2 separate regions of the Mus musculus genome follow, and region 2 is linked to region 1. A link is a loop called in an ENCODE intact Hi-C map of the cell type or tissue named here. Cell type or tissue: left cerebral cortex. All regions are shown on one strand. Each heading gives the region's core, and the rest is flanking DNA. Links, peaks and the distances in the headings are about the cores only.

Region 1 (15,830 bases), core at 2,575-10,574:
AAGACTCTCTCTTTAAAATTAAAAACACAGTCTGGGAAGCCAGCTCAGCCGGTAAAAGTGCTTGTCACACAGCCTGAGTTTGATCCCTGGCACCCACGAGCAAAGGTGGAAAGCGAGAGCCAGCTGCACACAGTTGTCTTCTGACTTCCTCTTGTGTGCTCTGACACTTGCATGCCATATAATAATAAATAAAACAAAATAATTTAAAGGGGAACCATCAAAGGGAGACAGGGGTGTAGTTTGGCGGCTAGTGTGTAGGAAACCATAAGCTAAAATTCCCAGGACTTAACAGCAATGAGAGAATACCGAAATAACATCCAACCGTTGCTGAGATCTTACCAGCTGGGTTCAAAAACTCTTCCACACTTTCTATATGCTTAATTTTGTGTTGGACAACGATGTAAGCACTAGTAACTAGGGTATTTTTAGCCTGCAAGAACCTCGAGGGGAAACGCATGCTTACGTTCACAAGGGCACTGCTGAAAGATCGATTGGAGGGAGGAACACTTGAATCAGAGCTAATTTGCCCGCCTTCCGATAGATGATGGACGAAGCACCTGGCTTCGGTGGGCAGAGCGAAAATCGCCACAAATTGGGTTTTGTTTAAGGGAGGAGCAAAAAAAAAAAAAAAAAAAAAAAAAAAGTCTCAGCTCTGGCTGATCCAGGAGCCTTCTGCCTCAAATTAATCTAGTTCCTGACCTGCGTCTGGATACCTGCACAGGTGTTTCTGTCAGATGCAGAAAAACAAAGGTCTAGGGTACTTGAAGGAAGCCGTCAACTTGATGGGATTTCGAATCGCCATGGAGACACATCTCTGGGCCTGCCTGGGAGGGTGTTTACAGAGGAGAAAAGAGCCACCCTGACTGTGGGTGGTAGCATCCCATGAACTGGGGATCCAGGCTGAATAGAACAGAGCCGATAAGTAGAGCATCAGCATTCACTCCTGTCCCTCTGCTTCCTAACTGTGGATTCAGAGGGAGCAGCCGCCTTAGGCCGCTGTTGCAATGCCCTCACCCGTGAGCCAAAAGAAGCCCTTTCTTACCAGCCGGGCTCCGAGGCTGGTCCAGGAGCCTGGATCTTGATCCCTGACCCCCCCCCCCATCCCCCCAGAAAACAAGAACAAAATTGCTAACCGGGAGGCCACACAGCAGCTCTTTTGTGCGCCACTTGAGAGAAACTTGATGAATATGTACGGAATTTTCTCTCCGTGGAATGTAAAGGGACGGGGTGTGTCGTGTCATAGGAGGTCAGATTTCACTGTGGACTGATAAATCTTTGTGCCTAGTGGATACTGCGGCAGGGGAACTGTGGGGCTGGGTGTGGAGTCCTTGATGGAGAGTTTTGGTTCTGGACTTTGAAGGAAGTGATACTGGCTAGGATGGACCAGGAGAGGCTGTGGCTGTCCTGCTGTGGGGCAGGCCCACTCAGCCAGTTTCTAGAAGATGTTAACAGTTTCATTTGACACAGTAAGGCTGCCCCTTTATGAACAAGCTCCTGTTTCTTCCCAGATCTGTTTGAACGGGGACTCTTTTAGCTCAGAGCCTTGTATCTTTAGCTATTGCTTCCCCCTTTACCTCTGAGCAATGATTCAAAGAAACCTTACAAACTGGGCAGAGTTGGGAAAGAGCAATTGGCTGGGTGGCATCGGGATGTAGGTCTGCTGTAGGCTGAGGCAGCCTAGTCTGATTAACTCCAGCCCCACTGTTTCTGCAGGGAACTGGGATTCTCATCACTGCCCCAGACAAGATAGATGCAGGAGTAACTAGGATGGATGTCCTAGATCTCTGGAATGACCAGACATCCAGGTTGTCTGTCAGCCTGAGACAGGAAGTTCTAAGAATGTGGGACGCTCAGATTTTGAACTTAAAAAAAAAAAAAGATTTATTTATCTTATATATATATATATGAGTACACTGCAGCTGTCAGACACACCAGAAGAGGGCTTCAGACCCCATTACAGATGGTTATGAGCCACCATGTGGTTGCTGGGAATTGAACTCAGAACCTCTGGAAGAACAGTCAGTGCTCTTAACGTCTGAGACATCTCTCTAGCTGAATCTTCTTCTTCTTCTTCTTCTTCTTCTTCTTCTTCTTCTTCTTCTTCTTCTTCTTCTTCTTCTTCTTCTTCTCCTTCTCCTTCTCCTTCTCCTCCTCCTCCTCCTCCTCCTCCTCCTCCTCCTCCTCTTTGTTTTGAGACAGATAGGGCTTCTTGCATCACAAGCTGGCCTTGAACTCACTAGGTAGTAGAGATGACCTTGAACCTCTGATCTTCTTACCCCCACCTCCCAATCCTGGGATTAGTTTATATGGTGCTGTGGATTGAACCCATGGTTTTGGGCACACGAGGCAAGCACTCTACCAACTGAGCTCCTTCTCCAACCTCAGTCTGTGGATTTGGTTCGTTTCCATTTGTTTTACAATGCTGGGGATTCTATCCAGAGCCTCACCGAAGCTCTCTAGCACCACACTATCTCCTTAGCCTTGGGATTTTGCACTCAAATCATCTAAGTCCCAGGAAGAGTGAGGCTATCTGCTTACCCTCCTTGGTGCTGGTCTATCCATCCCTGACGGGCACAAGATGTTCCGAAGTTACCCATCTCAGACTGGGGACTGACTGGAAGCAAGGTGGGGGTATCCCTTTGTTTTTTTAGAATGGCACCCCTAAGAGAGGAATCCTCCGACAACTCTCAGGAATCCAGGAAGTCAAACTGGTCAGGACTGTGGCATGCCCCTCCCCCACATCATCAGAGGGAATACATTGGAATGAACAAAGACTTCACTGTGACATTTACTTGTTATTTGTGTTTGTGTGTCTGTCTGTCTGTCTGTCTCTATGTGTTTCATGTGAGTGCAGGTGTCCTAGGAGGCCAAAAGGGGGCATCAGATGCCCTGTGTTAGAAACCACCTGCATTCCAGAACAAGATTCACAGGTCTTAAATGACTCTGTGCCACATGTTTTTGTCACCAGAGTCCCTTATACACATGCTCCATATCCCCCTAAAGTTTGTGTCATCCTGGTCTTTGTATCATTCTCTCTCCCTCCTTTTTCCTCCCTCCCCCACTAGAATTACAGGTGGTTGTGAGCGGCCAGACCATGACTTTGGGGACCAAACTGAGGCCGTCTGAAAGAACACCAAGTGCTTTTAACTGCTGAGCCCTTCCTCCAGCCCCTTAAATTTTGTTTCTTAATCAGCCCATGCTCTAAATGCTTTAAAAAGCTCAACACCAATGACTGAGGAGAGCCAGAAGGACCGGAGGTGGGGGAGAGACCCAAAGCATCAGGTAGGAAATGAGATCTACCCTGTAGAGACCTAACCAGGGGAGAGCCCGGCATCAGGGGCACAGGGCTGTGTATATGTTTCAGGCTCCAAGTAGCCTACTTCCGGCTACAGAAGACTCCCCCCACAGGTCCCACTTAGTAAATAGCCCCAGGGATTTCCTGCTCACACAAGTGGCTCTTCAGACTCCTGCACCAGCTGCCAACCTCAGCCTTCTAAATTCCCAGACTGCTCCTGCCTCCCTGGAGGGCCCAACCGCTCAGCTTTGCTGAAATCTCTGCCAGTGACTTTTTACTTTCTCAGCACCCAGTAGAGGGTGGAAGGCAAAAGCTGATTAAGCCACTTAATCCAAAGCAGAAAGGAAGCTTAAAATTTCACCTGCAGGAAATTGCTCCAGGGTCGCAGATGAAAGGACTTCTCAGAATGGTCCTCCTCTGCCGCCCCTCCCCCACAGCGCACGACACTCGCACTCCCTTCCCTCGGAATAGCTACTGGGTGCACCGGGGTGCTTGGTTCACGCTAGCTGAAGTTTCCTAATAGCATTTGTTACAAACCAGGTATCATGGGACAAGTCTAGTCCCAGCACTGGAGAGATGTAGGCAAAAGGATCAGGAGTTCAAGGCCACCCTCAGCCACACAGCAAGTCTGAAGCCAGCCTGGGCAAAGACAACCTTGTCTCAAGAACAACAGGCAAAAACCACGTGGTGTTTCCTGTTAATTATGCGATAGGTCTGCAGGTGGCAGGTCGTGCTGTCGCCTATGTGATGTCATAGGTTTGGGAGGTCCTGATGCCAACAAGATACACTTAAAGAGTGTCATTTGAGTCTTCAAAAATCTATGTGAGGTAAACACTATTATTAAGGCCATTTTAAAGATGGGAAAATGGAAACTCAGACGATGTGTTGGGGGTAGAACTGGACTCTAAATTCTGATTCTAAATGTCCCCTTTCATGTTACATCACGTCTCCTAACGCTCATCATCAGGGGGTGCTGTACCAGGAAGTTCTTTGAAATCTCAGGCCACTGTCAATAACATACCAGATCTTAAAAACCTGAGTCCGGAGTGATGCTAAGGGCAAACTCAAACAAATCCTCTTGCTTTTTGTTCCTGGCTTGCTTTGCATTTGGAAGGATCTCATTTACCTTTGCGATTCCCGCTTGCAACCCCACACACCCCTATTCTCTTGCTAAGGGGAGCCTGGGGTAGTGGTGGCTACCTCTTCAAAGATGGCAAAGCCTAAGAAGCCACACCTATAGTTCAAAGGGCAAAGCTTCCTCCTAAACCCTCCCTGGAAGCCGTGCTCCCCCCCACCCCAGCTTTACTATAGACAATACTTGATGGACCGGTCACCATGACAGCAGTTGCCCAAGTTGTGTTTCGGGGAATTGGAGGTTGTGGAAGGTAGTTGGAACTACTGACCTATGCAAGTGTCCAGTGGGTGACCTTTTGATGGCTAACGCTCCACCCTTAGGGTCCACTAATGTCACTGTTTTCGGAGCATAACCCAGGTAAAGCTCTAATGGCTCACCTACAGGCTACTTCACTTTCTTCATGGCAATCATCTGTTGCAAGCCTTAGACCCTGCTTATTTCAAAAGTGCCCCTTAACTTTTTGAGACCTTGGGCACCTGCCTTTTCACGTCTGGCTCCGTGTGTGTGTGTGTGTGTGTGTGTGTGTGTGTGTGTGTGTGTGTGTGAGATGTTTGCAATTGTTTCGTCAACTGTCAGACTGGCATGCCAAACAATGGGCAAAGTGAGTCTCATTGGGTAACTAGAGGAGCTGAACGATTGGCGTGGTTACCCAGCAAGTTCATTAAAAAAACAAAACAAAACAAAAGATAAAGTCTGGTGTTGATGCCAGCAATGCACCAAGGCAGGAGGATTGCCAGGGCTACATAGCAAGACCCTTTCTTAAAAAAAAACGAACAGAAAAGCAATTTGCATAGGGCCATGAGGTTGGAGCTGGTTTTAGCTCAGGCTATCTAGCCCAAGAGAGAATGAATAAACCAGCAGGAGAGAACAGCGTGTGTGGAAAGCAGGGGACTGGCCATCCGAGTCAGAACTTCTGAGTGGCTTAGGTTTAACTGCCTCTTTCCCTTAAGTCAAATCGGTCATCTAAAGGATGCCTCTAACCAGAGATCCCCCTCTGGACCCCCATTCTTTTGCTATGGGGAGACTGGGATAGTAGTTACTATCCCTTCAAAGGCAGCAAAGGAAAACAAGCCACACCTATAACCTCCGAAGGGCAGAATTTCTTCTTGATCCCTCCCCTCATGTCTCAGTGACCTCAGCATGCACACCCCAGGCAGCGCTTGGAACAAGACATTCTATAACCCGGAGTGCTTTTTTCCCAGGGTTCCCCAGGGTGAGGATGAGGAGGAGGGTGAGGAGACAAAGGCTGGGGTAGGTGAGAACTTTCCTCCATGGTCATGTGAATGAATTGCCCTCTTGGGAACTTTGAAGAGGCAAGAGATTCCAGTCTGTGACTGTTGGGGGGAGACAGAAGCCAAAATCAAACATGCCTCCCCCATGCCCCCACCCCCACCCCAAGCTGCTTGTAGATTTGGGAATATGGCTACTCACATCTGCCTCATTCCAGAGTCCTGGGATGCAGAAAGACTCCAGCAGGTCACTACCACACAGCAGCAAGATGCGCAGCTCTGGGGAGGGAGAGCAGAGGTGGCACACAGCATCAGAGGAGGATCTGGGTACTAGCTCTCAGCTTTCTACCCTCAAGAACACTTAAGTCTGCACTCTTAGAACTGTGGGGCTCAGGTCGCCTTGACAACACCACCCCAGGGTATCCATAGTTCAGCACCCCCAACCCAACCTCACCACCACCACCTTCAGGGCTAGCGCAGGATGGCTGGGCTCTCTAACAGCAGCCAGCTACATACGTTGGCATAAGGACTCGGAGCCCCTCCCCCACCCCACTGTTACTTTCCTTTTCCCACCCTTCCTTTCTGAGACTGTAGCCTAGGCTGGCCTCAAACTTGCTATATAGCTGAGGTTTGAACTCTTGGACCCTCCTGTCTCAGCCTCCCTAGGGCTGGATAACAGGCACTTATTTCTGTGTTCTCTCCACCTAGAGTGGGCCTCCTTCAACAAGTGCTAACACGGCAGGGATGGGATGGAGGGAGACCTCTGACTGTGAAGATGGAGTATCCCAGTTGATCAACTGTGCGCTCTCTTTCTGAGGACGTAGCCTTCAGCAAAGGGCTCAGGAAGCAAGGCTGGGGCCACCTCCCCTTTACCCGTGGTGCTCCATGCCTGTCTTGCTTTTTTTTTTTTTTTTTTTTCCTCCTCCTCATTAAGCCCAATTTGAATTATCCCATTGAGGCTCATTGTCATTTAAAATTGGTAGCAAATGGTGAGATTCAACTGAGTGACAGGAAAAGAATCTAGAGATTCTTGACATTCCTCAGAGTGTCCTACATCTTAGTGCACATCTTAGGCTGCCCAGGTTTCTGCCTTATCCAGCGTGTTGTATCTGAGACAATGAGACCGCTTGTGCAGAGCTGACCACTAGTCTTCCAGACACGGCTGCTACCATGGTCCCTAAGAGCCCGGGGGCTTTGCCTGACGTACACCCCAGGGCTGGGCAAAGGCTTTCAGATGTTGAGCTTGCCCCTGAGAGTCTCTAGATGGGATTGAGGCAGAAGAAAGTAGCCAGCATCTATCTCATTGTCAGAAGAAAGTAGCCAGCATCTATCTCATTGTCTCTGGTTCTTCCCTCAGGGAACACAATGAAGACTGAGAGCTTATGTTATCTCTTTGGCACAGAACCTTAATTTGTCTTTCTACCCCCAGGGCCTGGCAGTGACTGGCACCCAGAGGGGACTCAGACATGGTGAGTAGTTAGGCCAGCAATTGATGTGGTTGCAGAGCTAAGAGGGCTGCCTGAGAGATAGCCCCCGGACAGTTTAAGGGCGATTTCACAATGTCTGAATGTCATGCTTGGGAAGAGGAGAACTGTGTCACTGGCATCTGGTGGATTGGACACTGCTAAGTGGCATCCTACTGTGCCCAGGGCAGCTCCACAACACACAATGCCTGCCCCTAAATGCTGGCAACACCAAGGCTGAAGACCCTGAACTGGGATTTCCATTCTTATGCTAGGACTCACACTCTTGCCTAAGAATAATATGAGACTTAAAAAAAAAATAGGCTAAAGCCCAGAGAGGCAGAGTGAAACCTCTGACTCACCCCACCCCGCCCCACGCCCGGGACCAGTGCAGATGTGCTTATTGGTAATGGCCCTGGTAGAGTCTGTGGTCCCACATGAAGCCACTGGAGGGCAGCAGTGATTTCCATATTTCCAGTCCACAAGCCCTTGAACTGGGAAAGCCATGAGGGAAGCAACCAACTGCTGAAAACAGAATGGGCTCACTGATGCTAGGAAAGAAAAAAAAAAAAAAGATGGATTTTCCTTGTGGTGTGCAAGGAGCCTGTGAGTACCAGGGCCTTGCAGGACTTACTCACTTTGCCCTCCACTGGGTCTGCCTCCCTCCGCTGGTCATCTTGACCCAGGGCCAGCAGTCAGGGCCAGTACTCTCCCTCCACACTCCCTGCTCAGGAATTCCAGCTATGTGTAGCCCAGTGGCCCATCCCAGTTCCCACGGTACACGGAGGCAGCTGCCACCTGTATTGCTGTGAACCTGGAGTCTGTCTGTCAGCAGGGGCATCATGGCTCTCCTTTTCAGAAGCCAAGAATTCTTCATTATCCCTCCCTGTCAGACACGGGGATCCCTTTCCCTTCCAGAAAGCAAAAGCAGTCAGAGGAGGCTAGCCAGACTGGGGAGCCAGAGGGGATTTCCCCCAGCAGAGACAGCAGAGCCTAATTCAAGCTCTCGGGGCGGGGAAAAGACAAATTACACTGAAAAATCCTAGGACTGTTCTGAGCTCTGCTGGACTGAGACAGGCAGCAGGGTGACAGTTCCTACAGGGGACTGCAGGGATGCAGAGCTTAGAGCTTAGAGCTTAGAGCTTTGAACTCAGCGCTGGCTGCTTTGCCTTTGGATCCTCTGGGCTTACAGAACTTGCTTGCTTTGTGGCGATTGGCCAGAAAGCCAGGTGCCCACTCTCCTGGAGACTTCAGAGCTGACAAGCTGATGTGTAAAGGATGTTAAAGTCTAAAAGGTAAATAAGAGGTGAGGCTCTTGAGTTGCTTTGGTTCAACGAAGTCTAACTGTGTGCTAACTGCACTCCATTCTCACTAATGCCTCTGCCAATTAGTAACCAGTTGTCAACATTTTACAAATAGTTCTAGGAAAGCAACAGGAATAGCCCAGGCACGACTACATCTCAAAACGTTATCACATCTGCTGGTTATCATGGTACTTAGACACACCAGCCATCTTAAGATCACAGCAGGAGCCCAAACCCGAGTGCTCCCTCAGAAGAGTATCCACAAGGTATCTGACACATCTTTAGAAGTTAAATCCGATCTGGTTGGATACCAAATTGCCTCTCCTTCTAGACATCCACCAACTTGACCCTCCTCATCATCTTCGGCCTCCAACTCCACTCCTGCCTGCCTCCGCCATGCCTTTCCAGCTGCAGGCACTTGGGTTTCCCACCTGCCTTTCACTCTGGAACCCTGGGAAGGCTTCATCTTGCTGATTTGTTGATTTACCCAGCTGTCAGCTCCTTCTCTCCCACTGCCCCCAACAGATGTTTGTAATCAGCTTCTACCTACTCTGGGCACCAGGGTCTCACACAGACAGTGGGATAGATACCTTAGCTTCAGCCAAGGCTGCAGGCAAGCCACATGGTGGCTTTCAGCCAACCCTGGCCTCCTTCTCTTCCTTAAAGCATTGAAAAACCTGAAGCGGCCTTGTTTGTCTGCAGTATCAGTAGGCAAAACCAACGGTCTCTCTCACTGATGCTCGACTTTCATTCTTTTAGATGAGGGAGGGGAGGCTGTGAAGGGAAGATTGATGGCTGATCTACTACTGGGGAGTGAGTCTAATGGGGAGATGTTCGATAGGCTCTAGGTAAGATTATGATCTTACACTCCAGAAGGAACATTCTGACCGTAGACCTGGCTGTAAACCCACTCCAGGTCTCAAGCCTCCACCCTTCCTGAACTTGCTGCTCCCAGGTGACTGGAGGCAAGAGGCTCCAAAAGTCCCCACTGTCAGAGTTCAACTCACCGATCTCCTCATACCGCATCACTGTGCCCAGGTTGGCGTTCTCATCTGTGGGGATAAACGGGAAGAGGACAGATGAACAGGAGAGAGAGGGAGAGGGAGAGGGAGAGGGAGAGGGAGAGGGAGAGGGAGAGGGAGAGGGAGAGAGAGAGGGAGAGAGAAGAGCATTAGGGAGCTGAGAGCCTCCTCAGTGATAGAGGCTGGGGTAAGATGAGGAAAGATGTATCAACTGACAGGAAGCATCCTCGCCCCCAGCTGGGCAGACCCTTGTATTTCTGGGATTTTCATAATTAGACCATCTCAAGGGGAAACCAGTGACAGACACAGTCACGTTGAGTGCTTTCTATATCTGTACCCCAGGAAGGCTGCCCTCAAGAACTGTACCCTCAGAACCTGGGACACAGAATTTGGGGTCACAGGAGGTGGCCTCCTCCCACTCCAGTTGCTTCCTGATTTAAAGAACCAGCAAATTTGGCATGCTGAGTCATTTCCTTGGTGGGATGTCACAAAATATGGAAGGATCATGCCTCTGGCATCTTGTTCCTGGTGTGTACTGTCTGCATGGAGGTGCCCAAGGTACACACGTGTGCACACACAAATCTATAGGTGAGCCGCCTTGTCCCTGCCTCTGCCTCCTCAGCTGTCTCTTAGTTTCCTCTCAATATGCCCCAAACTGGAACCTCCAAAATGGCAGAAGGCAGCCGGAGTTAGAAGGGGAAAGTTCTCACCCAAGCTGAGTCTTTGAGGAGCACCAAAAAGATAGTGGGAGCCCAGGGATGGCTCCTGTGTGTCCACTGGAGGGACAGGCACTGCCTGAGCAGATCTGTAGGATCCAGGACTCTTGGGGACACCCAGGGTGTTTTAGACACATTTTATGGAGCACGGGGTGAGGGATGAGCACAGGCTGGAGGAGGGAGAGGAGCACAAAAGGCCTTTGGGGATCACCACACCCTGTTGCTCCGTCAGCTCTCCACACTGTAGGCCTGGCATTCCTGCTTGTCTCTGGTCTCTTTCTTTTTTTTTTTTTTTTTTTTTAAATATTTATTTATTTATTATATGTAAGTACACTGTAGTTGTCTTCAGATACACCAGAAGAGGGAATCAGATCTCATTACGGGTGGTTGTGAGCCACCATGTGGTTGCTGGGATTTGAACTTCGGACCTTTGGAAGAGCAGTCGGGTGCTCTTACCCACTGAGCCATCTCACCAGCCCAATCTCTGGTCTCTTTCAACTGCTGCTCTACAAATGACCACTCCACAAAAGGATGCCCAAGGCCATACAGGCCATTACAACAAATACCATGGGAGGAATGACCTCTAAACAACAGGAATTTACTCCTGAAAGTTGTGGGTGTTGAAAGCCCAAGATGAAGGAGCCAGCATGGATACTGTCATCTCCTTACATCCTCAGATGGTGGGAAGGGAGAGCTAGCTCTGCGGGGCATTTTCTTTAAAAACAATTTTAATTACATCTTGTTTGTTTGCTTATTTCTTGGTGTATGTGTGTGTGTGTGTGCAATCCATCTTAGAGTCCTGAGACTCTAGTTCTTAATACTGTCCTTGGTGGGGGATTAACAATTCAACATATGAGTCTCTGGGGGTGGGACGACCTGCTGATGTATGAAGGGAGGTGAGAAAGAAGAAAGATGAAGCGGGGAAAGGCAGCCTTTGTCACCTTACCTACAAAAGTGAAGCGCTCCACTGGTGGGCGGACGCAGCAGATCCGGCTGAGGCTTTCTCCCACCTTTCCCAAGATCTTGGCTATGGGAGAGAACAAGACAGACAGAGACAGAGGGAAAGAACCACTCACACCTGACGCTCACGTCAGCCCAGCTTTGGGGCCACTGTAAACAGGGGTGTACTGGAGAGGGTGGGGCTGGAAAGTGGAAGGCAAGAGGAAGGAAGGAAAGAAGGAAGGAAGGAAGGAAGGAAGGAAGGAAGGAAGGAAGGAAGGAAGGGAGGAAGGAAGGAAGGAAGGAAGGAAGGAAGGAAGGAAGGAAGGAAGGACAGAACAATGACTGCCAGAAGTTCTTTCTTGAGTCTAAGGTACAAGCACTGTGAGCCATACATGGCAGTCTACTCTCTGATCATATTTACTGCATTGTTGAAAAGTGGAAAATAGAGGAAAGGGGGATATATAAGGAGAAAAGGGAACAGCACCTGCAATCCCACTTCCAGAGAGAACTATTGCTTAGCATGTTGGTGTATTATTTATTTTCTTCCATCCTAATGAGCATAATGTGCATATGTTGGGTTCGATTTAAGGGGCATCCAAGCCGCTCTGCTCTTCCAATTCTTTCCTTTTTTTGTTGTCTTTCTGTATAGCCCTGGCTGTCCTGGAACTCACTCTGTAGACCAGGCTGGCCTCGAACTCAGAAATCCACCTGCCTCTGCCTCCCAAGTGCTGGGATTAAAGGTGTGCGCCACCACTGCCAGGGTTGCTCTTCCAATTCTTAACGTTATGGTTTGAATCTTAAATGTTCCCCAAAGGCCATGTGTTGTGGCCTGATGACACTGTGGGAAGTGGTAGACGCTGTAGGAGGTGAGGTCTGATGGAAAGAAGTTATGTCACTAGGGGTGTGTCCTTCCTCCTCTCTTCCTCTCCTTTGTTTACAGCTATCACAAAGCGAGCTTCCTCCTCTGCCACCCACTCCCATGATGCTGCATGCTTCCAGAGCATCAGAACAACATGGCTGGGTAACCCTGGACTAAAATCTCTGGAACTTGAGCCACGTACATCTTTGTTAATTAAGGTTGATTATTCTCAGGCATGTTGTCACAGCAATGGAGAGCCATTGTGACTAATACATTTCTCAGGAGCTCCTCAATGCATCTGTCCCAAGCCAATCAGTCCCACTGGACAGCAGTACCCAAATTCAAAGAAGCTCAGCCTGTGGCAGACTACACCCTGGAATCATCTCTGCTGGGCGAAGGAGATGGTCTTCACAGTAGTCAGGCATCCTACTTAGCAGAGAAGTTCCCAGACTTTCTTAGTATCCAGTATAACTGCATGCAAACCGAGAGTCCTAGCTCTTCTTTATAAATTACTATGTTTATAAAAGACCAGTCATATATTAGCATGTGGTCTCTGGGTTTGAAAAGTAGTGGACATCTGTCTCTTAGAACTTATATTTGGTTATGTTTTGTTCGAAACAACAATTCATGCAGCCCACGCTGGTCATAAAGTCCTGATCCTTCTGTTTCTACTTCCCAAGTTCTAGGATGTAGGTATCTGTCACTACACCCAGCTTCATGTCTTGGAATTTACTTAGGAGAATCCTTGCAGTGGCTCTCAAATGCCTTCCTAATGCTGACACCCTTTGATACAGTTCTTTATATTGTAGTGACTCCCAATCACTAAATTATGTCATTACTACTTCACAACTGTAATTTTGTTACTATTCTGAATTATAATGTAAATATCTGATATGCAGGATATCTGATATGCAACTCCTATAGGGTTGCCACCCACAGGTCGAGAACCACTGCTTTAGGGCATGTACCTTTTTGTTTATTTGATTGGTTGGCTGGGTTTTTTGTTTGGTTGGGCTTTGTTTGGGTTCTTTTGGTCCAAGGAAAGACAACATATATGTCACAGAATTACTGCATTTAGTGAGAACACAAGAATAGCGCACACAGCACGTAAGGCACACAAAGCTAGTGCAAGAAAGTGTTGGTGGCTTTGTTCTTTGTTGTTGAGGAGGTGGGCCAAGAATGTGGACATTTTGTATGCAATGTGACTCATGGCTCTGCTACTTCCTCACTGTGACCCTGGGTGAGACCCTCGAGCTCCCTAGAAGAGGCAAAGAAAAATGTTCCCTTTCACATACTAAATCCCTACTTAAGGCAATTTGTATTTATATTTAAATCCTTCAGAAGGCACATTCTCTTCTCTCCTCTCTCCTCCCCTTCCTCCCCCTTTTCCCTTCTCTTCTGCCTCCTTCTCTTTCCCTCCCTCCTCCATTCTTCCTTCTCTTTCCTTCCCTTACGCCTCTTCCTCCTTCCAGCCTGACCAATTCAAATCCTGGGCGGGCCCTCTAGGTGATTCTGAAGACTAAAGAGTTTACCCAGCATCCCTTACCTGCAGTGGGCTTGGTGGGCACATTGCTGTTCTGGTAAATGGGCTGGGTGTTCTCATGCTGTGGCTGTCCGATCACAGGTGTCATGGAAGGTGTGTTGACGTTGGAGAGGATGCAGCCGGTCACCCTCTGGGGAGAGGAGAAGCATTTAGTCAGTGTCCTTAGCCCAGGGGCACTGAGACTCATGGCCCAATTGCCCGGTGGATAACCATCTCAGGCAGAGGGAGTCAGCTTCAAGCTCAGGGAGGGTCCTGGGGTTGGCTCTAGATGCAGCTGCACCACATGGTCGACACTGGCAGGAAACAGGGTAGCTCAGCAAGATAAGCTTGGGAGGGTATCACATACCCCTGCTCCCCAGTCCAGGGTTCCCTCCTAGCTATGTGACCTTAGACAGTTAATTGTTCCTGAACCTTAATTTTAATTCAAGTATGACATTATAGTTACCTTTTTTCTTTTAAAAGAAACAGCATCTGATGCATCTCAGGCTAACTTCCAACTGTGTAGTTGAAGATGACATTTCACTTTCCTTTTTTTATTTTTTATTTTTTGAGATGGTTTTTTTTTTTTTTTTTTCTTTTTTTTGGTGTAGCCCTGGCTATTCTGGAACTCACTCTATAGACTAAGCTGGCCTCAAACTCAGAGATCCACCTATCTCTGCCTCCTGAGTGCTGGGGTTACAATCTTCAGCCATCCCTTGCAGTTAAAACAAAACAAACAAACAAACAAAAAAACCAAAACAAACAAAACAAACAAAGGAATCTACATGTAGGTGGAATTCAGCCATAGTCTCCTGCCTTAGGAGTTAGCCCAGTTAGGCAGGCCAATCTCATGGCCAGAGGACTGCCACTCACCTCAGGAAGGCAGGCCTACCTTAATCCATTTCATCTGTGGCAGAATTACCTGAGCACGTACGTGTAAAGTCCGTGACACCTGGTAGGACTTGATGTAATCTCTGTGTGTCATGACTCACATGAGATCATATCTGTGAGGGTGCTCTGCAGGCCTGGGAAAGGTCAGGCTGACCACAGACCTCATCACTCCCTCAGCCTCTGCCAGCTAGACATGTCAGTAACCAGCTAGACACCAGTGCCATAGACAGCAGGATGTATTGTGTCACAGGAAGTGTGGGGTGTGTTTCAAGGCCCCTCAGGCCTGCCCATCACACCTCAGAACCACATGGTGACTTGAGATACATTATCCCACATCCTGTGTTATCACGCCCATTGCTCCCTCAGTGATGGAGAACGTACAGGGCTGAGAAAGTAGCTTTCTCCACAGTGGAGACAGAAGCAACCCACCTTTACCCAGGGTCAGAGGGCGACAGAGAATCATGAGATTAAGTGCATAATTAAGGTCCCTTCCCCAAAAGCCATTATCTCCCAGGTGAGGGTACCCACTGCATTTTCAGGATTGGAGTCCTGCTGTGAAAGAACCCTCAAGCCCCAGGGATGAGCAGGAAGACTCTCTGGGCACAGCTTCTAAAGGGGATCCTGCAGGCGGAATGCCTGGAGTCCTGAGCCCTAGAAGAGCGGGCATTTGTTTGGTGGGCTAACCCATCACTTCTGACTGCTCCTAACATGAGGAGGTCACAGGGACATCCAACTGCATCTGTAAGACAGCTTCCCAGCCTGCTTTGTGGGATCCTCTGCCCAGCTGCAGCTGATGGAATGAAGAGGTAATCTACAGTCTTTAATTATTATTTTACCACCAGAAAAGACAGTGCCACACTGGCACTTAGCAGCTATTCTGTGGCCAAGGACATTTCTTCTCTTTCTGCATCCTTGGTCCCATTTACCTTGCTCTGCCAGGAAGGAAATGATTGGCCATGCACACCCCACCCCCACCATTGCCTGTCCCTTGCTCGGTGCTCCATGGCTCTCCTGTCCGCAGCAGTTTTTACATACCCAGCCTCGAGTGGCCACCTCCCTGGCAAGTTCACCAGGACCACCAGCCTTATCCCAGGACTGGGAAACATGGAGTTATCAGGAAGCAGCACTGAGCTCTGGCTGCAAGGCTGTGGGCCATCTGGAAGCTACACTATCAGCCAGCCTCCGAGGGCTGCCTCCGCGGGCTGCCTCAGCTGGAGCTTGGGAATGTGTTTCTCTGGCTCAGGTTCAAGCTCTGGGCATGAGTAACAGAGGAAGTGCCCAGAAAGCCCGGGCATTTGGACAACCCAACAATGGCCAGGCCCTTATGGCCATTATGCCCAGGTCAGAGCTCAAGAATACCAGAAGGGTTTTTGGCTCTCCATTTCTGAAGCTTCCTTAGGGTCTCTGTGTGACTAAAAAAAAAAAAAAAAAAAAAAAAACATGGATTCCCAG
Region 2 (15,830 bases), core at 4,041-12,040, 310 kb after region 1:
GGCAGGATCCTAGCCCTGAGGAAACTTATGAGTGACATACATGACTTGCTAGACTGAACGATGCCCTGCTGGGCTACCCATTGTCACACGTGACTTGACATGACCAGGTAAAACCATCTGGGTCCAGGTTTGTGCTGGATCCCACTTCCAGAAGCTATGAACGGCTATGAATGGTTTATGCTTCATTTTAAAAGATTGTGCAGAAATACACTCAAGAGTAGGCCGGATGTGGTGATGCACCAACTTCAGTGAACCAAAAGATTGATCCCTTTCTACTGTCTCTCAGCGCATCAGCAGCTGTCCAAGTTTTCTGTGCCTTTTGGAAGCTGGGAAACTGTACAGTGCACAGGAGGCAGAGCTTCATTCGACTACATTAGGTAGGATTTATAACCTCTGCAGCCGTATCTGACCGGTGCCTATGGCCATGCTTGCTTTTAGATGCTCTTTCTCAACCCCTCTTGAGCATTCAACTGGGTTTCCACACTTCAGCTGGTTGCCCCATACTTCCTCTGCCCAGCGAAGGATCTTAGGTCCACTGGCTGTTTGTAAACAGTGGGTGGGGAACATATTGCAGCTTGATAGATAGAACTGAACACACACTCCCCACTAAGTAGGTGTGGGGTGGGTGAAGGGCTCCAGCAGGCCCTAACTTGGCAAATGTGGCTCTGACAGGCCTTGCCCTTCCCTCATTCATTCTCCCTTGTTAAACTGTTGAATTACATTCCTAAGCTAGCCCCCAAGGTCTATTCCCTTATTTGGACACTTCCTCATCCTAAGGATGACTATTATGGTTCAGCTATCAGAGTATTGCAGTCCAGCAATCAAAATTCCCCTTTGGCTCACTTAATTAACATGCCCAATCAAAGCAAACCAACTCATCCTAAGAGGGTTTTCCCTTTGGGCCAATGGCAGTTTATAAAGGGAAAACCTCTATCCAGAGGGAGTTTTTGTCCCCTAGGGCAAATAATCCTTTCCCTCTCCTTCTTGTTCTCTTCCTCATCCTGTCTCTTGCTTTGTCTCTTATTCCCTGCCCTTTGTCCCTCTGGAGCAAGTGGATCTCTGCTGTGCTGAGAACTTGGTCTTGGTGTGTCTTGTGCCTGGTCCTTTCAGTGGGGTGAAAGGGTAGTTGGGATTTGGGACAAGAAAATATCACCACTTCCGGGGAAGCAGACTGGGGGCTGAGGTGTCTGTGGTGGGTCCAGGTTTTGGGAAACCTTTATTCACATCCCCTCCTGTTGTTTGAGACATTGAAGCCACCAGGCAGTGTCTATTAAGCAACTGGGCTGCTATCCATGATCCTCCTACTCTTGGTTGCCCCGTGTGTCCGATTCGGGGATGCAGAAGACAGGGGTGGAGCAGACCTGTGGTCCTGGAGTTTCCTAATGTTGCCTGGCAACCTGGGCACAGGTGCTGTGAAGCATCCACTCGCGACTCGGGTGTAGGGGAACTCAACTGTAGACAAGATGGTCACCCATCTCCTGAGAGCTGGGGCTGGCCACAGATGGTGGCTCTTCTTTCCTCTTCTTTTACCCATTAGGACACAGCTTTGATTTTTGGGCACGAAACTATGTCTTCACAATGAGGGTGACATAAAACAAAAGCACATGGTTCAGAGGACTGTGTGTGTGTGTGTGTGTGTGTGTGTGTGTGTGTGTGTGTGTGTGTGTATCTGTGCATGGTATGCATGTAGTTTGGAACTAATGCAGAAATGCCAAAAATAAAAATCCCCATTCTTCCAAACTCTTTCTTTTAAGTTCTCTCTCCTGGAGGCACAAAATGTTTCTTAAATCAATAAATCAATCTAGGAATCCCCAGAACTTCCTGTCTACACCCAATCAGTTTGCTCTGCTCTGAAGTCGACCAACTTTTTCCCCAGAGTCTGTCATTTTCTTATTTGAAGCTTGTAGGCTTAGATTTTTCAAAACCTATTTTTTAAAAAGATTTATTTATTTATTATATGTACATTGTAGCTGTCTTCAGACACACCAGAAAAGGGCATCAGATCTCATTAAGGATGGTTGTGAGCCACCATGTAGTTGCTGGGATTTGAACTCAAGTCCTTCAGAAGAGCAGTCAGTGCTCTTAACTGCTGAGCCATCTCTCCAGCCCTCAAAACCTACTTTTAATAAGGGTTCTTAAACGCGTTCACCTCCTTCCTAGCCCACCTCCCACCAGAGGTAGTGGGAAGGAAAGGTACTAGAGCAAAGGAGGATGTGGAGCTGTTTAGAAATAGTTCTTTGGAGCAAATCCACTCTTCCTTGTCAGGACATCAGCAGCTCAGTTCACGAGAATCAGCAACGGCAGCTCCATCCAGAAGACACCTTGAAGCTCCACCAATCAGTGTGAGTTCACAGAAATGGCAAGAAGCTGCCGGGATAACATCAGAGCTTCTCTGGTGGTGTTTCCCTCTGTGAGGTCACCACAAAAGATGCCCAGCAAGGAATGGTAAGGCATACCAATACCACACAGCATCATCCACTGTCTGTTGGGTTATATTTATACCCTTTCCAAACTCTCAAGCATCCACTCTAGCAAAATATCACATGCCCTCTTTTCCAGGCTGCTTCCAGAAAAGCACCATGTGCCCGTTCTCAGCAAAACACCTTCTCTTGTGTTCACTTCAGCAAAAAACGTTCTCTAATGATAAGACAGTTTCCAGAAAAAAATCCCGTGACACAACTGAGTCTCCAAAGAAACCAGAAATTTCCACTTCAGAAGTTGATTACTCTGGAACAGGGATGGTTTTTAGGCCACTCCTGAGAGCCCTGCTCAGGAGCGCACACACACACACACACACACACACATGCATACACACATGTACACACACGTACAAATACAAATTCTCTCTCGTTATCGTGTGTGCTTGTGTGTGTTGTGTGTGTGTGCGCGCGCGTGTGCCATAGAGCACATTGAGGTCAGAATAACTCTTGGGAGTCAGTTCTCTCTCTCCACCTTGTTGAGGCAGTCTGTCTTGTTTCTTTTTCTTGTTTATTTTTCACCAGGATAGGGGGCACACAAGCTTCTGGGGAAGTCTGCTGTTTGTACTTTCCACCTTTGCTGTAGCAATGTTGGGATTACAGATGCCTGCCACTGCACTCAGGTTGTTAAGAGGGTTCTGGAAATGGGGGTAAGGTGGTCAGGTCCAACTTCTATCTAAATTCTCAGGTGGGGGCGGGGCAGGGAGGGTCGGGCAGGACAGGCAGGGCAGGAGTGAGGCTGGAAGAGGAGATTGCACTGGAGAATGAGGAAGACCTCTCCATAGACGTCCCTGTCATATCGTGAGGATCTGAATGAGAAGTAATCCCTCTTCCCCACAATGCATTTGAACTTTCAGGCTCCAGTTGGTGGCACTGTATGCATAGGTTACGGAACTTCTAGGACGTGGAGCCTTACTGGAGTTAATTTGTCACTGGGGGCTGGCTTTGAGAATTTCTAGTCTTGGCTGCTTCCAGTTCACACTCTCTGCTTCCTGTGTTTGGTTGAGATGAGAGCTGAGCTTCGTGGTTCTGCTACCATGCCTTCCCTGCTATGACAGATAGCTAGCCTTTAGGACAAGCCAAAATAAACTCTTAAGTTGTTTTTGGTTGTGGCATTCTCCCCCATCCTCCAGCAACAGGAAGGTATACATTAATTGTTATATAAAGACGATGGCTTTGGGGTTTAAAAGTCTTTAGAGTCTTTTGTTAGCTGGTTCTACCATGATAGTTCTCTGGGGGAAAATGACAGCTTCCTACTTCTCTGCAGGAATATGAAGAATGGTTACAAAATACAAACAGCACATGCACGTTTTTATTACATTGATTTGTGTGTGGGTGTGGGTGTTCCTCATGTGGAGATTGGAGGACAACGTATAGAACTTCAGTCTCTCTTTTTACCATGTGGGTAGGTTCTGGGGATTGAATTCAGCTCGTCAAGTGACCAAGCCAGCTCACTCAGTCAACAGGTTCTCCAGGCAGGAGCGAGGAGTAAAAAGAAAAGAGACAATTAGACAACATTGTAGCCTGACCCCAGCCAGGTCTGAGGCTGAGGCGGGTTTATTTTTCACCAATCTGCTTTTGTACCATTTTAATTACATGCAAGTAATAAGGTCAGTTCTAGGTTGAGGAACAAGCAAGACAATAAACACCAATAGTCGAGGACCGAGCAAGGCAATAAACAAAGTCCCGAAATCACTCCTCTGATCACCTTTTCTAAGGGCTTATCAGGATGACCAAGATATCAGAGTCTATTTCCCTGTCCCAACCCAAAGTCATATTCTTGCTGGAAGCCTACTTCTTTGTTCTAGCCTAAAATCAGATTCCTGCCTCAACTTACTTCCCTGTCCTGGCCCAATGTCAAGTTCCTGCCAAGCAGCCCTAGGAGCTCTTCACAACCAATGTTAATGGCAAGCACTTTTGCCCATGGAATTTTCTCAATGGTTTCCACTTGTGCATTAAAAATGTAACGTTGGGGCTGGGAGATGACTCAGTGGTTCCAAAATGGAGCTGGATGGAAAATGGAGGTCTCTATAGAGTAGAGGGGTGCTCTTTGCCACAGGGTGCTGTGCAGAGATGGTGGGCAGCCTTGATCCCTGGGAACCCCTGCCTCCTGATGCCCATACTGTAGAGTTTCTTCCTGATGGCTGTGGGCTGGACATGTGCCTTGCTTCAAAGAGAGAGACTCCAGAAGTGTGGGGATGTCACTTCCAAGTTTAGCTGACAGAAGCCCACACTTTGCTTCCAGTTAGCTTTCCCTCACTTGCTCTCTTTGACGAAGCCAGATGCCATCTTGGGAGCTTCACTACTGAGAGTTCTGTGTGGCCCAGAGGACAGCCTGTGGGCCATTGTCAAAAGGAACGAAGAAGCCTTTAGGGCAGCAGCCTGTAGACAGGTGGAACTGCCACTTGTGCATCCTGAGAAAAGGCAGCTCCCACAACCATTCTGTATTTGTGACCCCAAGGATCCCTTAGTTAGAGGACTCAGCTAAGCTGGGCCAAACCTCTGACTCCTGGGAACCAGAGAAAACAAATGTTATCCTAAACCGCTCTTAAAACTCAATTCTCCAGCACTTGGGAGGCAGAGGCAGGCAGATTTCTGAGTTCAAGGCCAGCCTGGTCTACAAAGTGAGTTCCAGGACAGCCAGGGCTATACAGAGAAACCCTGTCTCGAAAAACCACCAAAAAACCAAAACCAAAACCAAAACCACCAAACCAACCCCCCCCCCCCCAAAAAAAAAAAAAACAAAACCAAAACTCAATTCTCTGGTGAGATGGTTCAGCGGGTAAGAACATTGACTGCTCTTCCGAAGGTCCTGAGTTCAAATCCCACATGGTAGCTCACATGTTCTCTTCTGGTGACTCTGAAGACAGCTACAATGTACTTATCTATAATAATAAATAAATCTTTGGACCACAGTGAGCAGAGGTCCTAAAATTCAATTCCCAACAACCACATGAAGGCTCAAAACCATCTGTACAGCTACAGTGTACTCATATACATAAAATAATCTTAAAAAATATTTGAATTCTCTCTCTCTCTCTTCCTTACTCCCTCCCTCCCTCCCACATGCGTGGGAAAACTTGCGTGTGGCATGCGGCTGAACTCTGAGGCATGGTGACTTAATCATTAAACTTCATGCTCTCTGTATGGGAGGGCCACCTTATGATTGTCACTGCCTGAGATTTAAGTTGGGAACTAAGCCTTTTAGGAAGGTAGTGAGGACCCAGGGACCAATGCTGTACCTTCCTTGTGTACAAGTCTCATACATACAGGGTCTTAATATAGAAGTGATGAATGGAGATACGGGTGGTAGCCAACCTCCACGATGGCTCCAAGCATCCCTATTTCCCAGATTCACACTCTTGTGTAACCCTCTTCCATAAGGAGTCAGTGCTGACCAAGGCGACCAGTGAGAACCATGGCCTTGATGGCATGGGACTTCTAATGTTGGGTCACAAAGACACTACATTGCCTGCCTTTTGCTGCTGGAAGCCAGCAGTCACCTTGTGAGGACAATCAGGCAGCCCTGTGGAAAGGCCCACTCCTGTCGGCCATGTGAAGGCCCACTCCTGTCGGCCATGTGAAGGTGTCCCTGTGGGAGAGCTGTCCAGCAACCAACAAAACTTCTGGGTGTGGCCCACACTGCCACCCATCTACAGGCTCATGAGAAAGAAACTCAAAGTAAGACATACTCAGAGCTGGGCGTGGTGGTACACACCTTTAATCCCAGCACTCGGGAGGGAGAGGCAGGTGGAATTCTGAGTTCGAGGCCAGCCTGGTCTATAAAGTGAGTTCCAGGACAGCCAGGGCTATACAGAGAAACTCTGTCTCGAAAAACAAAAAACAAAACAAAACAAAACAAACAAACAAAAAAGACATACTCAGAAAGCCACTACCCAATTCCTGACCCACAAAACTGTCAGAGGAAGCCATTATTGTTGTAAGCTACTGGGTTTTGGAGTGATTTGTTACATGGTGGTAGGTAACATATTTTTATATTCAATACTCATTTACATAGCATACTTGCTATTTAGTCACTAGATTTGGTAACCTTGCCTGGTAAAAGATAACTAACTTACACTGAGTGGTAGGCTTGGTCGAGCTACAGAGCGCAAAAATACAGTGCCCATTTTCATGAAGAAGTATAGGGTATCAACGGTCAGATAATAGTGCAAATGGATGTAGATTGTAATAATGCCAAGGCTACACAAGGGCTACGGCTATTCAAAGCTACAAGGGACACTTGTTCATGTCGGATGGGGATGGAGATGGTTCTCCCGAGGAAGTATCTGGAATAAGGACTTAGTTGTGTGAATAGGTAGTGAGAAGGAAGGGCTGGAGCGGAGGGGAAGCTACCGGGGCTGGAGTCAGAGATTGAGGATGAGCAATAAGGTTGGGACAGAGACACGACATGGTAACCTAAGTCACAGCAACGTGCTTGGAGTTTAAGAGCAGTGAGAAAGCCTTTGAGGCGTTTATGTGGAGAAATAGGTGACTGTAACTTTAAAAGCTTAGGTTTAAGAATTCTCAGGCTGTGGAGATGGCTCAGTGGTAAAGCAAAGCCTGTGATGAGTGTCGGGAGGCACACACAGAGGATCTAACTGAAACGGCGAGTTCCAGGCTCAGCGAGAAACTCCGTCTAAACATTAAAACGGGAAGACTGGAGGAAGACATCCAAAGGTGACCTCTGTCCTCCCCACATTACATGCGCGTGCATAACCTTCACATACATGTACATGCACACACATACAACATGTTTAATGACCAACGGGCTAGGAAACGGAGTGGGAAAGCAAGCATTTTCCATTGTTAGAGTAAGTATAATGGGTATGACTTCAGAGGAAGGCAATTCAGCAATCTCTCTCAAGATATTATACTAGGTTCTAAAACATTGCTTCCAGAAGTCTCCTAGTAGGTTTGAATGTATGTAAACTGACTTGTTTACCATGTCACAACAACACTGTATGTAATTCAAAAGATGAGACACCACCTCAACCAAGATGGAAATAGAGAAAAGGCTAGGTATGTATCTATACAAAAGAATATTATGCAATTAAAATGATTTTTTTCATATGATTAAGAAGTCCTCATGGAATACATAGGTGATGAAAACCAGGTAAGAAACGGGTACAGGATGCTAGTATCTGTACAGGCAAAAGAGGAACTTAAAGTATTTACCTGTGAATGCTTATACTCGGTTACATTCTTGGGGCTGGGGAGATGGCTCAGTGGTTAAGAGTACCGGCTCTTAATTGACCCTATAGCAGCTCACAGCTGTCTGTAAACCCAGTTCCAGGGGATCTGGCACCCCCACACAGACATACATGCAGGCAAAACACCAATGCACATTAAAAAAAATTACATTCTTTGTCAAGAAGACTAATAGGGTAAGTGTGTGTGTGTGTGTGTGTGTATGGGGGGGGGGGATTACTAGCATATGAACAAATTCTATAGTTGAAAATAAATGGATAAAAAGGTAAATGGTAAGATTATTTGCTACAAAAGACCCTGGCCTTTAACTCAGCACCAGTTGAAGAAACTCTTTAGGGCTGCTTCTGCAATCTTGATTTGGTTTTGAGATAAGCAAAAGGAAGCACGTTAGTCAGCCCCATTTAGGGCATTGGGCTGGCACCATTAGAAAAAGACTAAGTCTGTCCAGGAAAGGTGATATAGCTACTGTGACTTTAGCAGTGTCACATGAGTCACTAAAAAGTTCCAAGGGCAGTCACCTCCGGGTAGCAACAGACCTGGAAGATAAGGGACGTCCTAGAAAGCTGGACAGGAATGCCACGCCCGTTTTCATGCTGTGTGGAACTTAAGGAATTGTTCTAGAGAAAGGTGAGGTACGGAGATGGAGAGAGAACTTGCGTTCATTATACTAAACTTTCGTGGAACAAGGAAACAAGTAGGAAGGAGGCTGGACCAGGAGCCTGCCCCTGGGTCCACAGTGGGAAGCAGCGCCACCTATAGGCAGAACACACTGGCCCTAGAGGCTCCCCAGGCCCCAGCTTGAGATAGTGGAGTGAGTGCACAGAGCTGGCTAACCTGGAGTCCTTCCAGCAATGCAGGGCTGAGATGAGGAGGGAGATGGGAAGCGAGACCCAAGAAGGGAACACCTCTATAAATGTTAAAAGGCACTGGTTTAACTTGGTTCTTAGTGTATCTCTTCCACTCTTGATCGTTTTGGGGCTTTTTGGTAATTTTGCTTATAAAAGTGTAAAGTTACCCAATTCTAGTTATGGCCAGTGTGATGGTTTGTATATGCTCTGCCCAGGGAGTGGCACAATTAGGTGTGGCCCTGTTGGAGTAGGTGTGTCACTGTGGGTGTGGGCTTTAAGACCCTCACCCTAGCTGCCTGGAAGCCAGTGATCTGCTTAGCAGCCTTCAGATGATGGAGAATTCTCAGCGCTGACTGCACCATGCTGGCTGAATGCCTCCATGCTCCTGCCTAGATGATACTGGGCTAAACCTGTAAGGCAGCCCCAATTAAATGCTGTCCTTATAAGAGTTGCCTTGGTCATGGTGTCTGTTTGCAGCGGTAAAGCCCTAACTAAGACAACCAGTAATCTTTTAAGTCTGGCTAATGTAACATAAGAGTGCTGCCCTGGTTCTTGCTAAGTGGAACTGTAACAAAACGGAATAGCAGTTCATTAGTTAAAAATACATCATCTGTGCAAACAGAACACTGCAGGTAACTGTCATCTGGGTTAGAGGACGACGCCTGTAAGGGTGACTCCACTAGGGGAAGTGGGCTGAGTTTCTGCAGCACAAGGTTTTCTTTGGTGATTTTGGGGGTGGGGTCTCTGTGACGTGTTCTTTTTTTTTTTTTTTTTTTTTTTTTAGAGACTTTAAAGTCATGCTTTTAGTGCTGAGCAGGTCCCTCACTGTTGTAGAACCTTTTCAAACCTTTCTTCTGGCTTCTCAGGTGTCAGCTTTTGTTCATAAAAGGCTCCTGGCTTGATCTCACAAGTATCTAAGGCCCAGGGTTTGGAGATTCTAGAGGAAAGCTCAGTCCCCACTTCTCCTGGTAACAGCTTCCTCGCCCAAGCAGCCTGACGTAACTGCAGCGATGCAGGTGTAGGGTGCTCTGACGTTAGCCGACTGAGTTTCTGAGCTTCGGGTCTGGAGGTGGGTTCCCAGGAAGGGGTGGGCTATTCATTTCACTCCCTCTGTCACTGAGATTCTAGCTTTGAAAATTAAGTCACACTACCACAAACTAGGGATGTCTTCAGTGCCCTGCTGTATTTTACAGAGTTGGCATCATATTCATGTAAAATCAGTGTTAACTCTGGGCTTCAGAGACGAATGTTGGACTACTAGTGTCTCACTGACAAGACACTGAAGGTCAACGATGGGAGACAGAACTCACCATTTAAAAAGATCAAGAATGAACACCACCTCACTAAGGTATTCATTTGTGTTTATATGTGCACGTCTATGTGTGGCAGATACACCTGTGCGTGTGGACCACTGACTGCCCTCGAGCTGGAGCTGCTGGCGTTTGGGGGGGGGGTTCCAGGCTTGTTCCTGGATATTTTGATCCAGACTCCAGGCCTCATGATTGTACAGGAAGCACCCAACCACTGAGCCCTCTCTCCCGCAGCTAGAATCACATATAACAAAGAGCTCTTTGTTGCTAATTTGTTTTCCTGACAAAACATAATTTCCCCATTCTTTCTTACTGATGTAAAAGGCACGAGACCTGGGCTGAAGAGATGGCTCAGTGGTTAAGAACACTGACTGCTCTTCTGAAGGTCCTGAGTTCAAATCCCAACAACCACATGGTGGCTCACAACCATTGTAATGAGATCTGACGCCCTCCTCTGGTGTGTCTGACGACAGCTACAGTGTACTTACTTATGATAATAAAGAACTCTTATTAAAAAAAAAGGACCACAACAGGGACATTTTTTGTATTAAAACAAAACAAAAAAAAAACCCAGCGTGAGATTTGATGACCAAATATTTGGCTAAAACCAAACCAAAAGCCAGCCTCTGTAACTTCCTTAGCATCTTGAGTCCCGAGGAGACTCCTCAGGCCACAAGAGTGAGTTGTCTTCTTTTCATTCTTCTGTTTATGTTACTTGGACCCCGTCCCCTGTCCTTCCCATCCTTGTGACTTAGTGAGGACTGAGCTGACTCACTGCTTTTCGCTCACCCTGTTTTTGCTGTTTACCCACCACTCACTGCATTCATTCACAGTGAGTGTTGCTCACTGCTAAATTCACCTGCTACATTGCAGGCATCGATTTTCAGATACCCAAGGCTTACTTCTCAATGCAGGTGAAAGCAACATGACCTACATCCCATTCCTCCGACACAGCCCTATGTGATTAATCTCTACTTAAGAGTTTTTACCTGTGCGCCAATGCATTTCTGCTGCCATCAGCATACTTACCATTTCCTAAGTGGTGCAGCTACCTAGAAACTAAAAGGCAAGTGCATTTGCTCTTTGTTTCCATTTTTGCTGTGTGGGGACTGAGATGAGAACCCTGCACAGGCTAGCTTCTACCAGTGGGCTATACTGTCAGCCCGTGATTTTCTAAGACAGGTTCTTGTCAGCTAGCACAGACTCAAGATCTGCCTGCCTCAGTCTTGAGATTTCCAACTGCCCCCCACCCCTGCTGAGAACAAGCCTGGTGTGGTACGCATACCTGTAATCCAGGCTGAGGAAGGGCTACTACTGTTTGAGTCCAGTCTGGACTAAAAATTGAGATAAGGCGAAGGGTTTGCTGAGACAAGCAGGAGACCTAAGTTCAGGCAGCTAGAACCTAGGTCAGACATGGTGGTGTCTGTAATCTCAGCACGGAGGCCGAAAGAGGATCCCCAGCGTTTGCTGGCCAGTCAGTCAAGTCACTGGTAAGCTCCAGGTTCAGTGACTCTCAAAAATAAGGTGGAAATGCAACTGAAAGACACCTGACAGTGACCTCAGGCTCCACATACACCAGCTCCCACATGGCCGACATGGAAGCACTTGTGTGCCAAAGCACCTGGGTGGTCTTAGTTACCACGACCCACAGACACACTTGTTGAGCCCACTGTCTCCAGGAGGCACCCACCTTGATTCAGTTCCTGGGCTGTGCTGCTTGGCCATTTTCACCATCCACTTAGCAGAGCCCAGGCTGAAAGACCTTACTATATCCATTCCTGTGATCTAAACTATGGATCCCCATTTGTCCCGGGACTTTAGGGAACAGTGTAAGCATGCTCCCTCTTGTTTCTAAGGTGGTTGCTGTGCTAAACTGCTTGACGACTTCCAATAGGAACCACTTAGCTTCACTTAAGCCACGGTCCTAACCCGAGGAAAGCAGGAATCAGTCAGGGGCAGTTGAAAAACAGAGTTGCTGAGCACGCAGGCGCGAGAAACAGGTCTGAGGTGTAACAAGGGGAGCTTGGAAGCTGGGAGTGCCTTTGACAGCTACAGGAATTTGGTCCTCTAGGTCACTGGTCCGTCCTGCTAAGACCCAGAGGGATAGAGTCACACCAAGGCCTCAGCAGTGCTCTGGCATCCTTAGTGGCTCTTCTCCCTACCTGCTCTCATCACGTGGCTTCATACTCTTCCACACAGACAGCTACACTGAATGCCCTTCTCCTTAACTAACTGGAGAGTTACAAGTATTCAATTAAGAAAAAAATTATTCAACACTGACATTTTATTTTCTGAAGTTTATCATAATTTTACAAAACAGAACAAAACAAAAAGAGCAGGTATCAAAAACAGCAGTTTATAGAGTTTCTGCGCTGGTTCTCACCTCAGTCAGTGACTCTGGAGTTGGCATCTTAGGGAAAGACAAGCAGGCTGATTCCCTCTCGGCCACGCACATTCAGGTGGTTGGTTTCGGAACTACTTTGTAATAACTTTTTACAAGCACCGGTCATTTTTTGAGAATCAATTTGGTTTGTCCAACGAAGTAAACACTTTTTTTCTTTTACTATGTGGCATTTTTCTTTCTTAAAAACACTGAGCTGAAACACAGACTGTGTCTTTGGATCAGAACCAAATCTTCTGAGATCCCCATTACCTGAAGAACACTGAAGACGTCCTCGGGAAATCATGGGAAATGTTCCAGTGAACACTTGTGTAATGGCTAAGGCAGCTACCTTATTTCTGATGAAAGTATTTCATCCAGAGGCTGCTGGAGGCCTGTCTCTGACTTGGGACTGTTTCCCCAGGCAGCCTTATTACCAGAAGGAAATGGGATGTTTGTGCCAAAGAGGCGCTTATATTGTGTAAATACATTTATATAGAGCAAGACTCCTTGCTCCGGACCCTGGGTCACCACAAAGAGATTGAGAGGCCATGAAAGTTGGATGCTAACAGGAAGTAGCACACTTACACTTATAGCATCATCTGGAGGCAAGCGGAAAGAAGGCTGGAAACTGGTAGTAGGGCTCACCCACTACTTGCCCTGGAAACACATTTTGCTTAAATAAGGGAAGTGTGGTCCAGTTTTGCAATGTTAATAGCTGCCAGTCTCTCATTTTTAAAAATAAAGATCACTTCCTGACCAGCAATGAGTTAGGAAACTGGCCTCAACTTTGATCACATCTCTCAGTATTGGTTAAAAATAAAGTAAAACCCTTAAACCAGGCAACAGAGTTAGAAATTGCACAATCAAACTTGAATATAAATTACAGAATGTGATACATATTATTGACATGGTTATGAAAGGGTCAAACATCCCCACTGAGACAAAATTTTCTCCACATTATTTCAATTTTCATTAAAGGAAACTGATATGTAATTTTCTTCTTTACAGATATGAAAAAGGAAGCAAGAAGGCAAAGCTGAGAGAAACAGATGCTACCCACAGGGCAGCGGTGCCATTTGGTTGTTTTGGTCTTTATACCAGCAACTCCCACTTCTGTGAACGGTGTCCAGTTCCAGCTGGACTACACGGTTTTCCTTGCAGTCAAAACTCGAACAATGGACCCCACTCCTCCAGCAGCAAGGGCCTAAAACAAACCAAATACACAGAAGAGGTCAAAGGGAAGTCAGTCTAAGGTTAGGCAGAACCCCGAACTCATTAACTTGGTAAGTTCTTCCTGAGCATCCTCTATGGCCCAGGCCGGTCTCAGCATAAAGCTGATGACAGTCTTACTACTAGGACTTAACACATAACAAAGACCAGCCTCTCAGGCTCCAGCCCCTGTGAACTTACTTCCAAACAGACGCTAGTCACTCTTCTAGTACACCTTGTCTAAAGAATGTTTAGGATGTCTGTAGCACAATGTTTCTAACTAAAACGTTCAAATATAAACCCAGGACATTCGCCATCTCCCTCCCTCACTGAGGTTGGGAAGAACCTGAGGCTGGGACCAGTTACCCCAACTTCCACTCAGTTTGCAGATTTCCCCCCATGGTAAGAAGGTATTACTTAAGAGCTAAGAGCTGATCTCTAACTTGGAATCTCTGACTTGAATACCTGGGAGTCATGATTAAATATTAGCAGTTGGAAATTTTGGTGTACTTATTTGGTTAACAGTTATACAAGAAGAATATTTCAGTATTGTGTATGAAGTGCTGTGTGCTATCTTCGAGTTCTACAAAAGCAGAGTAAGGGCATATGCCTAGCCGGACAGCAAGAGATGTCAGGGAAGCTGACAGCCAGATACCAAAAGCCAGTGTGGAGGTGTGAGGGTGGGGTGCACTCAGGGAAAGGCTGGTACTGCTGAGGCCTAAGGAAGAGTGAAATAAATGGGTCGTCAATGAATGACAAGATACCTTTGGATTTTAGATCACTTTCCAGCAGTTGGGTAGAAAACAGAATGGTGCAAATCAGTTAGGACACTATAGCAGTCACTCTGAGATGCCGCAAAGTGTGCATTAGAGACCTACTGGTACAGATGCACTTGAGGAGTACTCAGAAAGTCAACCCCGGAGAGATCTGGAAAAACCAGACAACATATGTGCTGCTCTCCTCACCAAAGTGAGTTTCTCCTTCTAGTACTGAATCTGGGTGTTGGTGGTGCACGTCTTTAATCCCAGCACCCCACGAGACAAAGGCAATGGCTCTGAGTTCAAGGCCAAGCCTGGTCTACAGAGTGAATTCCAGGACAGCCAAGATACACACAGAGCCCCTGTCTTGAAAAACTACCCACCTCTGTCAAAGAGAAATAAATGAAATGTGAGCAAGAATAGAGAGAGCCTGCAAATAGAGTCCAAATAAGATGACCATACAAATTACTCCACAAGTTCCGTTCAGCGAGAGGGCGCACTGTACTTAGGACGGATACGATACCGGAATACTGCAAGGAAGGCTTTCACAAATAGCTCTTTGGTAGTGTATGTAGATAAAGTGATTTAACTAAGGCTCAACAACAAAATTTCCTTTTAGTTTTATCTTATACACATGTTTTCACTCCGACTTAAGACAAGGGTTTTTAAAAAGAACTGATTTTCAGGGTCTGAAGGATGGCTCAGCACATCAAAAGTGCTAACTCACAGAGTTACATTCCCACAATGTACACAAAAAAAATCATAGGCAAATTGAATGGTTAACACCTGGAATCCCAGCGTTTCTATGGAGAGATGTGGCTATGTTATTGTTAGTATTTTATCAGTACAAGAGCTAGGTATGAAAGCTTGCTTTGTGTACATGTATGTGGGTACAATGTACGTGAATGTGTGTGTGTGTAGGTAGTCAGTTCTTTCTGCCCATTATGTGGGCCTCAGAGAATGAGTCAAGTTGTCAAGTTTGCTGGCACGAAATTCTAACCAACTGAGTCACCTGGTTCATCTATCTACTAAATTCTTATACAGAACTAAAAATAATTTCCTTTTCTCTTCCTCCCTGAGACCAGCCTCCCAGTACAGCATATAATTCATTATGTAGACCAGCTTGGCCTGGGATACCTCTCTCTAGAGACATACACTGCCATACATGCCGATAACAATTTTTGAAATACAAAACTACAGTGCATGAGATCAACCAAGAATGCTAGGCAAATACTCCTTCTCCATGGCCTTTGGCAACTTATTATAACTTTCGATCCCTTTGAGCTTGCCTATTTCAGACTATTTCACACAAGTAGAAATATAAATACTTCTTTTTTGTTTTAAAGATTTATTTATTATTATATATAAGTACACTGTAGCTGTCTTCAGTGTCACCAGAAGAGGGTGTCAGATCTCATTACGGATGGTTGTGAGCCATCATGTAGTTGCTGGGATTTATCTATATTGTAGAATGTACAAAAACTCCATTCCCTTCCATGGATGAGTAACACCCCACTGTTTCTAGGTACCATATATTAATCTTTATCTTGGGTTATTTCTATCCTTTTTTTTTTTTGGTTTTTTTGAGACAGGGTTTCTCTGTATAACCCTGGCTGTCCTGGAACTCACTCTGT

What was found. Hi-C counts contacts between places; a loop is a spot of excess contacts. Peaks named below come from ENCODE experiments on the same cell type or tissue, not always from the same donor. Only the 100,000 strongest peaks of a DNase experiment are listed, where the experiment ranks them.
Region 2: a loop joins it to region 1, with 3.0 times the contacts of the local background. A loop is called at or near these places in 10 of 42 quality-filtered maps.

What each region holds. Positions count from the first base shown.
Region 1 is chr1:153,084,145-153,099,974 of GRCm38, reverse strand. It overlaps Nmnat2 (nicotinamide nucleotide adenylyltransferase 2), which reads right to left. Exons shown (of 11, transcript NM_175460.3): 5 at 13,512-13,638; 6 at 11,111-11,191; 7 at 9,434-9,478; 8 at 5,862-5,938. Among named protein-coding and RNA genes, the nearest start is that of Lamc2, 94 kb to the left of the region's middle. In left cerebral cortex, for the core only: CTCF peaks have their summits at 2,874 (motif pointing right), 7,556 (motif pointing right) and 9,677; a DNase peak (open chromatin) is centred at 7,567.
Region 2 is chr1:152,771,863-152,787,692 of GRCm38, reverse strand. It overlaps Arpc5 (actin related protein 2/3 complex, subunit 5), which reads right to left. Exons shown (of 4, transcript NM_026369.2): 4 at 12,113-13,433. The coding sequence ends at 13,371. Among named protein-coding and RNA genes, the nearest start is that of Arpc5, 13 kb to the right of the region's middle. In left cerebral cortex, for the core only: a CTCF peak has its summit at 8,444 (motif pointing left); DNase peaks (open chromatin) are centred at 4,687 and 8,439.